Linked DNA regions of Homo sapiens: region 1 is linked to region 2. A link is a loop called in an ENCODE intact Hi-C map of the cell type or tissue named here. Cell type or tissue: endothelial cell of umbilical vein. All regions are shown on one strand. Links, peaks and the distances in the headings refer to the core of each region. The heading gives the core; the rest is flanking DNA.

Region 1 (5,377 bases), core at 193-5,192, 68 kb before region 2:
TTAAAAGGCAGATGCTGGAAGCAGCTCATGACCCTAGAAATGGACTGTTCTAGGAACCTGTTTTTCCCTCCGCCTGCCCTGCTGGACACCTTCCCACCTCTGCTCATCCTCTGAAACTTGAATCAGCCACTGCTCTCTCCCTCCCTGTGTGGCTGAAGCCATGTTGGGTAGTGGCCATCATCCATCTCGTAAGACTGCACTTAGAGCTACCTTTAGCCACCCACAGCCCACCTCACAGATCCTCCAGATGGCACAAAAACCCTTCGGAAGGAGCTTCAGGGATCATAGAAATTGCAAGCTCTGGTTCCCGGGAGGAGGACAGAGTGAGAGGAAGGAGGTGTGGACCCCAGATTCCTCACTTCTGCTCCATCTAATTGCTCATTATACAGTGAGCTTCTGCAGAAGCTTTCATTTAAAGAATGAGTTGAGCCCTGAAAAGAAGCATGAACATTATCAAACTCTCTCTTTGTAGATGAGGAAACTACAGGATTTAAACATTTGGCAGAATTTTTTAAAAAATCAAGACAGGGTCTCACTCTGTTGCCCAGGCTGGAATCCAGTGGTGCAGTCATAGATCACTGCAGCGTCAGCCTCCTGGGCTCCAGAGATCCTCCCGCCTCAGCCTCCTGGGTAACTGGGACTACAGGCAGCTAATTTATTATTATTATTATTTTGTAGGGACAGGGTCTCTCTATGTTGCCCAGGTTGATCTCGAACTTCTGGTCTCAAGCGATCCTCCCACCTCAGCCTCCTAAAGTGCTGGGATTACAGGCATGAGCCACTGTGCCTAGCCTTGGCAGAATAAATAAGCTGCCCAGTGACACCCAGAGAGGTGGTGACAAGAAGTCTGTTGTCAGGGTGACTGGTTCTTGTTCATCACAGCACCCTGCCTCTCCAGCCTTGAGAAACAACAATCATAACTGACAGGTGTGGGATGTTTTGTGGTTGGTAAAACACTTTCAAATTCTTGGTCCCTTTTGATCCTTGCCCCAACAGGATATGAGGAGGATATTCTTACTACTACTTTCACCTTAAGTAAGAAGAGGGGGCAGGCATGGTGGCTCATGCCTGTAATCTCAGCACATTGGGAGGCCAAGGTATGAGGATCACTTGAGCCCAGGAGTTCGAGACCAGCCTAGGCAACATAGTGAGACCTCATCTCTAAAAGCAAAAAAGAAAAAGCTGCTGGTGGTCAGGGTAGTAAAGTGACCTACCTAAGACCACACCATTATCAAGATCCAACCCAAAAGAATTGAAAACAGGTGTTCAAACAGATACATGTACACACATATGCATAGCAGCACTATTCACAATAGCCAAAAGGTGAAAACAATCCCAAAACCCCCAATAAATGAGTGGATAAACAAATTGCAGTATATAGATACAATGGAATAATATTCCATCATAAAAAGAAATGAGGCTGGGCATGGTGGCTCACGCCTGTAATCCCAACACTTTGGGAGGCTGAGGCAGGTGGATCACCTGAGGTCAGGAGTTGGAGACCAGCCTGGCGAACGTAATGAAACCCCACCTCTACTAAAAATACAAAAATTAGCCAGGCGTGGTGGCAAGCAGCTGTAATCCTAGCTACTCAGGAGGCCGACGCAGGAGAAACACTTGAACCTGGGAGGTGGAGGTTGAAGTGAGCCGAGATCGTGCCACTGCACTCCAGCCTTGGCAGTAGAACAGATCTCAATCCGTCTCAAAAACAAACAAACAAACAAAAAAAGAAATGAAGTATTGATACATGCGTGGATGAACCTCAAATACATTATGCTAAGTGAAAGAGGCCAGTCACAAAAGGTCACATATGATACAATTGATTTATATGAGATATCCAGACTAGGTAAATCCACAGACACAGAATGCAGACTGGTGGTTGCCAGCAGGTAGGAACAAAGGGAAAATGAGGAGGAACTGCTTAATGGGTGTGAGGTTTTTGGAGGACGCAATAAAAATGTATTGGAACTGATAGAAGTGGTCACTGCACAACACTGTGAATGTACTGTCACTGAATTGTCACTTTAAAATGGTTAATTTTATGTCAATGTCACATCAATAAAATAGAGGCAGACTGCAAATCCAAGTTTCTTCCCAACCTCACAGAGTTCAACGGTGATCAAAAGAAGCGGTTGACCTTGCTGTCTGGCATCCCGCAGAAAAGCACACCGCATGGGAACAAGGGTTTAAAATGCACATCTGTTTTCTGGATCTACTTACAGTAAACTGTGGCCCTGTGGTGAAAGTATCAGGAAACGGGTTCATTGTATCAACCGGGAATGTTTTTATCTTCAAAAGAGAGAAAGACAAGGGGGTTACCTTCAGATTAGAAAACAAAGTTTTGCAATCTTTGGCAGCGCACCTTTAAAATGGAACCAAAGGATTCAGGGGTGCCCCCGCAGAGCCTTCATCACTCGTGTAAGGGCACATACAAAGGGTCCCTCAGGAGTGTGAGCTGGTGGTTGTATCTGTGCCTGGAGTTGGACTGCAGGACGGGCCTCAGCAGGGATGACAGCCTGGAGTCTCGTGTTCCTAGAGCGCCCCCACACTTGCCTCCCCCTGGAGCTGCCTTCAGCGGGATCTGCTTGGCTTTCCAGGCCTGACTCATAAAAAGCCACAATCAAGGTGGATAATGAGGGAGTCAGAGTTGCCTGAGGTGGCTTCTGATGACTTCTCCATAGCTGTGGGAATGGCCTAGAGGCTGCTGAGAGGTCACATCCTGGGACACGGTCTCTTACAGCAGGCAGGGTACAAGGCGGCTGGGCTAATTAAGCTAGAAAGTATTCCCTGTCTAATCACTTCAGTTACTGGACTCCCTGTACGCTTTGGCCAGTAGAGGGAGACCTCAGGGAAACCCGTGGAAGCATGGGAGAATCCTGCCCCCACGGCCTTTGGGAACAGATGGCTTGATGCACAAAGATGCCCAGTGCTGGGAGTACCTGTAGTACTGAGCTAGTCTGAAAAAGGCCAGACGAACAGCTGATCAGGTAGTGGTGGTGAAAAAGACTCTTGACTTCCATGTCTTTCTCTTTGGTCATTTTGTCTTTGGCCTCCTGGAGAACTTGGGAAATGGAAGGGCTTATTTTTTCAAGCTGGCCTAGGGTACGTCATCAGGCCCAGGAACCAGATGACTCTGACACCAGCTTTGTGCACATTCCTGGGGGACAGAAACTGTCTGCACACCTGCTGGTGAATGCATACCATACCACCCGCCAGCAGAGGGCTGCAGGCAAGACACCAAGGCCACCACTGCCCAGGGGCAGCAGGCTTTGTGTGTCTCGAGGTCTTGCCTGTGGACACTGGGATAGCTACTCAATGCTCTTCAGTGGCTCCAATGGGAGGGTGAGGCAGGGATGAGTAAGAACACATTAGCTCAGACCCAAATCAGCCAAGCTTTCCCAAATGGGTAAAGCAAGTCTCCCCCATGTGGGGATGACAATATCCTTGCCACGTGTACTGAGATGTCCAGCCCAAGCCTGCTCCCCTTCCCCCAAATTTCTTTGGTCTCTTTACACATCTCAAAATTGCCAGAATAGGCCTGAAATTGCCTTTTTGACTCAGGTGAGAGAAGGACCCTTGGGGTGAAGTCTTGGGGTACATTCTCCTCTTGTTGCCTATTGAGTCAGCATGGTGCTCTGAGACCAATATCCTAGCAGAAAGTAACAGACAGATAAGACTCTCAGATCATCATGAAGCAGAAAGGGAAAGTGGTTTATTTATTTATTTTTTGAGACGGAGTCTCACTCTGTCACCCAGGCTGGAGTGCAGTGGCGCAATCTCAGCTCACTGCAACCTCCGCCCCCCAGGTTCAAATGATTCTCTTGCCTCAGCCTTCTGAGTAGCTGGGATTACAGGCACGTGCCACGATGCCCAGCTAACTTTTGTATTTTTAATAGAGTTGGGGTTTTACATGTTGGCCAGGCTGGACTCAAACTCCTGACCTCAGGTGATCTGCCTGCCTCAGCCTCCCAAAGTGCTGGGATTACAGGCGTGAGCCACTGTGCCCTGCCAGAAAGTGGTTTATTATTGCTATGAAAGAAAGGTGAAAGTTAGCAATCTCAAAGAATTATTTTATACCTGCTGTAAATTAGAAAAATAGATTTCAACAATTACACTCTGTGTTGCTAAGGCTGTGGAGAAAAGCAAAGTCACTCTCTTCTGATGGCACTATCTGTTAGCACAACCACTTTAGAAAGGGGGCAAAAGCCAAAGTCACCATGTTTAATCCAGCAGGGTATAGCCTAAGAAAATAAAATTCCTGATGCAAAAAGCTATATGTGTTCTCCCAAATAATGACAAACTGCGAACAAAGCGCACATCCTGTAGTAAAGAATGTGTTAGATAAATGGTAGACCATTCACTTGATGAAATACAAATAGTCATATAATGTGGTAACAAGAACAAGCTAGAAACAACATAGCAGCATTAAGTGAAAAGAGGAAAACAGGAGAGAATATGGTTACTATGATTTAACTATGTAAAATTATGAATGATATGAATAAATAGAAGGAAATATGTAAAAATGACAAAAAATCATGCTAAATTGGGATGACAGGTAATTTTGTTCACATTGTCAGGTAGCACTCCTATTACATCATTAGCTTGATAAATAGCAGAAGAAGACAAGTTTAAAGAAGTTTTATTTTCAATAGAAATGCAACATAAGAGTCCGTCTGGTGAGTACCAAAGCATATATTTCTCTCTGGGGAAAGCATCTATGCTCATCAAAATTCTAGGAAAACAAACTCTTCTTGATTCTTGAGACCTAGAGGCGAAGTGGGCTCCATAGCTGCATGTTCCAAACTGACCAGGGCCAGCTGGACTCCAAATCCTCCATCCATCTGGAGTGAGGGCACCTGTCGATGGGCTCTGCCCGAGATCTGGGGCTTCTGCACGCCCACCCAGGCTTCCACCTCGCCTGGTGGCTCCTGCCCACCTCACCTCTCCTGGCCAGGCCCCTCTCCCTGCCAGGGTACCTACCAGCCTCGTTTTGATTGGAGGGTACATGCAAACTCCAGTGGTCTCTTCCTTCATGGGGAGAGAGAGTGGAGGAGAACAGCGAGAGTGGGCACAGTGGGGGTTGCTGGCGGGCTCTGCCTGCTCACGAGGAGAGGAGAGAAGGGGAGGAGGAGGTGGCAAGAGAAGGGGAGGAGGAAGAGGAGGTAGGGGAAGGGAAAGGAGAGAAAGACAGCACAGTGCAAGACAGATCTGGCAACTCCAGACTGTTCTCAAGCCAGCCTCACCCACAGCCTACTTCCAGGCTCTGGCCAACTGGCTTCTGGTCCCACCCCCCACCCTCTCTCTCAGCCTTCTTTTCTCCTTTCTGTCTTTCATCTGTTGTCTCCATCATCTGAGCAGATGACATACCAAGACCCCA
Region 2 (5,377 bases), core at 112-5,111:
GCTACTCGGGAGGCTGAGGCAGGAGAACGGCGTGAACCCGGGAGGCAGAGCTGGCAGTGAGCCGAGACTGCGCCACTGCACTCTAGCCTGGGCGACAGAGCGAGACTCCATCTCAAAAAAAAAAAAAAATATATATATATATATATGTATATATATGGACAGAGCAGGCAATCATTATTGCCAGGAGGTGTGCTTGAAATCAAGTGTTATTGCTGGCTTCTCCAACACTGAGAGGCAAACAGATCATTGTTATAAGTCTTGCTTGGGGTCTAAATGGCTCTGTGTTCTGGTTTTCAGGGAGGACCAGTACACAGAGCTAGGCTCTGAACCAGATCACCTCTGGCTGGACTTCATCAGGTAAGTTAAGCGTTCCGCAAGGTGCTATTTTTCTAGTAGTACCTCTGGAGCCCAGAGCACAATTTCATCCACGGCTCCCACAGCAATCCTACTCACCCTGGGATCCCACAGGCTGTGAAGAGCAATTGAACAGCTGCGAACAGCAGTTATTAGCTCATTTGTTCCTAAAGGGTATATTTATCAGGGCTTTTTTTTTTGGGCAGAATTTTTTTTTTTTTTTTAGTTTGTTTTGGTTCCCAATATATAATCTCCACTAGATGCTGGGAGGAAAATGTAATTTTATTAGGGAGAAACAAGCAAAACAATCACTACCTTAGAGAGCAAAGTAAAGAAATTGGGGCTGTAACTTACAAGCCCCAGAGAATTAAAAGCAAGACACCCCGACAAGCTAAGAAAGGTACAGATACCATTTGGCATACTATCTGCCAGAAGGATCCTAAAAATGGGGTGAATCTAGGGACCTACAACTAACCCATCCAGAATACTGCAACCTCCTCCCACCCTCCGGGGCAGGGGGCGACACAGAGCAGTTCAACAGGACCCCTGAGCCCCTTCATCAGATGCTGAGAACAAAACCCAGAGACAAAAGGCAGAATGACGCTGAAAGTAGGATTTGGAATCAGAGATGCGAGGTTGAGTTTCCAGCTGTGTAATATGAGGGACCAGCTGTGTTCTCTAGAACCCTGGGTTCCTTGAAGGTGCCCTGGAGCTACGGGGTGGGAGGAGTGGCAGAAGAGCAGGCAGGAACTGGCCTCTCCCTCCCCACTCGGCTTCATCCGGAGGACCTCCACATTTGTCTGTTCTGTATTTTGGGCTTTGACATCAGGTTTCTTCTAGAGGGTGAAAATCAGAGGGTAAAAGAGTTTGGAAAAACACTGATCTAGCCCAACCTCCTGATTTGCAAAAAAGAAAACGGAGGCCCAGAAGTAGGAAGGCCTAAGTCTCCAGAGCTGGGTTAGAACACAGCTGGTACCTGGAGGGAGGGTTCCTGATGCCTCAGCCAGGGCTCTCCTCGCTCACCGGGGTATCTGCAACCCGCTCCACCCCGTGCCACGTTTTGCCAACTGTCCTGACTGATAGTGCATGGCACAGTCAAGCTGTGCCCATCTCAAAGACCACCCTCTCAGCCGCCTTGAGACCTGCGCCTGGGATGACTGAGAGCCTAATGAACCTGGCCTACCTACCAGCGGCTGCAGTTCAGACCAAAGGTCCAAACAATGCAAGTCTGTGGTTCTCTCACATGACAGCTTGTCTACTCAACAAGCCAAAACTCACATAAGACAGGCAGTTGTTTCAGAGAGAGCAAGAGCGGTATATGCCGGGCAGACTCACCTGGGCAGCTTTAAAAACAAGCTATATGGGTCCCACCCTGAGAGACTGATTCAATGCGCCTGGGGTGTGGCTGCGGAGGATGTTTCAGATAATTATGCTCACCAGATCATTCTACTATACAGGCAAGACCCTGGACACCTGTGCCAGGGAAGAGGCCTGCAAAAACTATACCCCTTGGGCCAAATCTGGTCCACTGATATTTATAAGTAAAGTTTTATTGGAATGCAGTCACGTTCGCTCATTTACATATTTTCCACAGCGGCTCTCTAGCTACAACAGCAGAGGTGAGTAGCTGTGAAAGACACAGCAGAGCCTGCAAAGTCTCAAACATGGACTATGTGGCCCTTTACAGAAAATGTTTGCTGAATCCTGTGCTGGCAATTTTCACTCTTGTGATAAGTTCATTTTCCTGCAGGAATTTCAGTAAAGGTGTTTAATGTCTTCTATGATGTAAAACCTGCACGTCACTGAGCAAATCTAGCATCTGCTCTCGTCCAGCTTTTGCTCGCGAGCAAGGCCTTCCTCTCCCAGCACTGCCTGCCACGCCATGAGCACAGTGTGCTGCGCACAGGCCTCTACCTTTCCCACCCACTGTTATCATAAACAAAGCACACAGCTACTCAAACAAAGCAGCTGTGTTTGCCAAAAAAACCAAACTGTCTTGGAACATTATATTGTGTACTTATTGAAAGCCATGAGCATGGAATAGCCAGGCAGCAGAAAAAGGGGAAAAAAATTACCAGATGACACACTTCCTGATTTCACTGTAGTAAGGAAAAAGTCAACATTGCAAATAAATACGATCCTTAGAGAGGAGAGCTGTGCTCTAGAGCTCAAGGACACTCACCAGAGCTGGGCTGCTATCACTGGGTTGCTTGCTATAAAGGAAAAACAGAAAGTTATGACATCTTAGAGAACTTTATCGCTTTCACCATGCAATGACAGATAATGGCCATGCGAGACTTCTACCATCACAGAGCCTTTCCAACTCCAACCCAGGCAGAACTGCATGGTGGCTACTTCTCCTTTCCTCAGGGAGAGTAAACTACCCCTCCCTCTGATTCACTCAGCAACCATCCACTCAGCAGGTTCCCAGGGCTGGGCGCTCTGGGAGGCAGGGACAAAGAGACACAGTCTCTGCTCTCAAGAAGTTCCCTGTCTAGAGACAGAGAAAGGCAGATACAGAGAAGTGGGTAAAAGGGAAAACAGCACACGGTGATCAGGGATGCAATATAAGCATGGGTCTGGACTGAGGGGCCTCGGGGACGCCGTGAGGGCCTGCATGGACAGAGCCCTGGGAATGAGGTACAGCTTAGCCGCTTACACTCCATTTTGTTTTTAAAAGGATAGATGTGGCAGGGAAAATCATTAAAAGCTTGACAAAGAAGATGCTAGAACTCTGGCTGGAAAAAAGTCAGTGAAATAAGGGAGAGAAAAGAGGGAGGGGGAAAAGAATCACAGACCCTGGGGCCCAGATCTCTAAAGCCATCTGGTGGGGTCAAACCACAGGACGTCCACTTCCCTCTGTGACAGCCACACCAGGGGGTCCCTCCCTTTGTGCTGTATACACCTGTAGGGGCTGGGAACGCACTGCTATCTTGAGACAGCTCTTTTGATCTTTGGAAAATTGTTCCTTACACTGAGCTATTTCTGGACAACTCTGAACCAGTGGACTACACACACCAGCATAATCCTCCTCATGGAACAGAACAGAGAGCGTTCTGGCCCCTTCCTCCCGGGCGCTGTGGCCACCCTTCATCAACCCATCGCCCTTCTCTGGACACGCTCCCATCCCCTGGCCTCTCTCGAAGGGCAGGACTATTTCCTGTGCTGTGGGCATTTTCCCTCCACTAAAGCAGCTGGGAGTGACTAAGAATTTCAGGTAGTCATGCTGTTGCACCATCGGTTCATAAAGGAAAGAATGGTGGGGAACACAAAGTTACAGATTCCAGAAGGGAACAAGTAGAGGTACCAAGTCCCATGGAGGCCCACTAAGTCCTGAGCCAAGAAAAATGCATGGAGTGGCCACAAGGAAATCATGTACAGAAGGGGCCAGGAGGCTGGGAGTGCAGAGGCTCTGCCATAAAAGAGCAAACACTGAGTACAAACTGGGCGTCCTAAGTCGGGGAGCAACCTAGTGTAGAGAAAGAAGAGCTACAAGATGGGATCTGGAGGCTGGGATCCAACAGAAATGAGCCTGGCTTGCTCATTCACTGACTGAGTTGTACTGTGTTCCGGGCCTCATACAGGTATGAGGCCCCAGCTGTAACTGATGGACAAGGTTGAAGGGGTTTGGAAAGGGGAAGGGGGCAGGCATTCTAGGGCCTGGCTAAATTTAAGGGTGAGGAAAGTTTGGACTGACTGTGGGACTTGAGCCGAATATCTAAAAGTTCTTCATGTACTTGTACGTGGTCAGAATTCCAGTTAGCATGGGCCTGATGTCCACACTTAAAATTGCAAGATGATGGAGATACAGTATCTTCTATAGGCAAGAAAGGTGTTTCCCTGTGATATTCCTGAGGTACCGGGGCTTGAGCCCAGGTCTAAAAGAAGCAAAGAGGCACATGGAAAGAAATATGGAGAAAGGGGAGAAATAAATGAACACATCCACGGCAAACACTAATGACAGAGGGATGGCGGAAGTGGCCAGGTCCCGTTAAAAGAACACCACTGGGATTATTTTTCCAAAAGCTCCAGACTGGAGAACTGCGGGTACTTTCTTCATAAGCTGCTTGACCAAGCTCCTCGAGGGCTTAAATGACTCAAGCATAATGTAAAATTCCAAGAAAGAATGAAAAACACACAACCTTTGAACGTTGAATGTCTCCGGGATGGATAACGTTTACTAGGCTTCCTCTCAAAGGTGCTGGTTCTTCGTAACCTGGAGCCATGTGTAGCTTGATATTCTGTCCGCCCACTGGGAAGTAAATATTTTCTCGTGTGTTATCAATATCAGAATCTCAGTACATTACCTGTTTTTGAAAGTGCACTTTTATTTCCAAGAGCTCCAACGTACGTTTCAACTTAGCCTGAACTCACTTGGGTAAAGAAACACAAAGTTTAACCTTCCATTTGGAAATAAAATCTCCTTTGCCAAGTCCAGGCTACAGTCCAGGGGCAGATATTTCCACCAAAGGGCAAAACCTGCAATTTAGGTACCAGCCACTTGGCTGCACAAACCAAGCAGGTTTGATACATCTCATTAAGAGAACATTGATTTTCACATAAAATAACCTTTCACAGAACACACTGCATAGACATTTAACCCATCTTTTAGAAGACTGTTATCAATACCCACTTAACTAGGTCTCAGCTTTCTTTGCTATGCCAAGGCAAACATTACTGATTTCACTAAGGCTTTTTGGGTTTCAACCAACGTGACACCCGGCTGCAGATTCCAGGAGGTTGCTGGTTTCGTCTGATGTACTCCTCAACTGCTTCATTCCAGTTGCTCTTAGTCACCATTTGTCACCTGCTCTGTGTGCCTCTAAGGGCAACCTCTTCTCCTCCAAACTCCCTTCCTTCTTACACTTCCAGAGGAGCAGAAAGGAACATGGTCTGGGACTAAGCCTGGGGCAGTTTCCTCCCAGGAGAGAAAAGCCTGCCTTGGCAACTGCCCTGACTGTCCTTCCCGCCTCACTCCACTCCGAGTAGACACCAGCATTCTGTGGAGTGTCTCCGGTAACCT

The links. Peaks named below come from ENCODE experiments on the same cell type or tissue, not always from the same donor. Only the 100,000 strongest peaks of a DNase experiment are listed, where the experiment ranks them.
Region 1: a loop joins it to region 2, with 2.0 times the contacts of the local background. A loop is called at or near these places in 3 of 110 quality-filtered maps.

Annotation. Positions count from the first base shown.
Region 1 is chr9:109,180,509-109,185,885 of GRCh38, forward strand. It overlaps EPB41L4B (erythrocyte membrane protein band 4.1 like 4B), which reads right to left. Exons shown (of 26, transcript NM_019114.5): 23 at 4,981-5,097; 24 at 2,221-2,289. Among named protein-coding and RNA genes, the nearest start is that of FRRS1L, 16 kb to the left of the region's middle. RefSeq lists a silencer at 1-15 and an enhancer at 5,009-5,377. In endothelial cell of umbilical vein, for the core only: CTCF peaks have their summits at 2,813 (motif pointing right) and 3,013; no DNase peak of the experiment used is centred there.
Region 2 is chr9:109,248,945-109,254,321 of GRCh38, forward strand. It overlaps EPB41L4B (erythrocyte membrane protein band 4.1 like 4B), which reads right to left. Exons shown (of 26, transcript NM_019114.5): 12 at 4,497-4,606; 13 at 2,537-2,567. Among named protein-coding and RNA genes, the nearest start is that of EPB41L4B, 69 kb to the right of the region's middle. In endothelial cell of umbilical vein, for the core only: no CTCF peak of the experiment used is centred there; a DNase peak (open chromatin) is centred at 2,387; H3K27ac peaks cover 1,208 bases.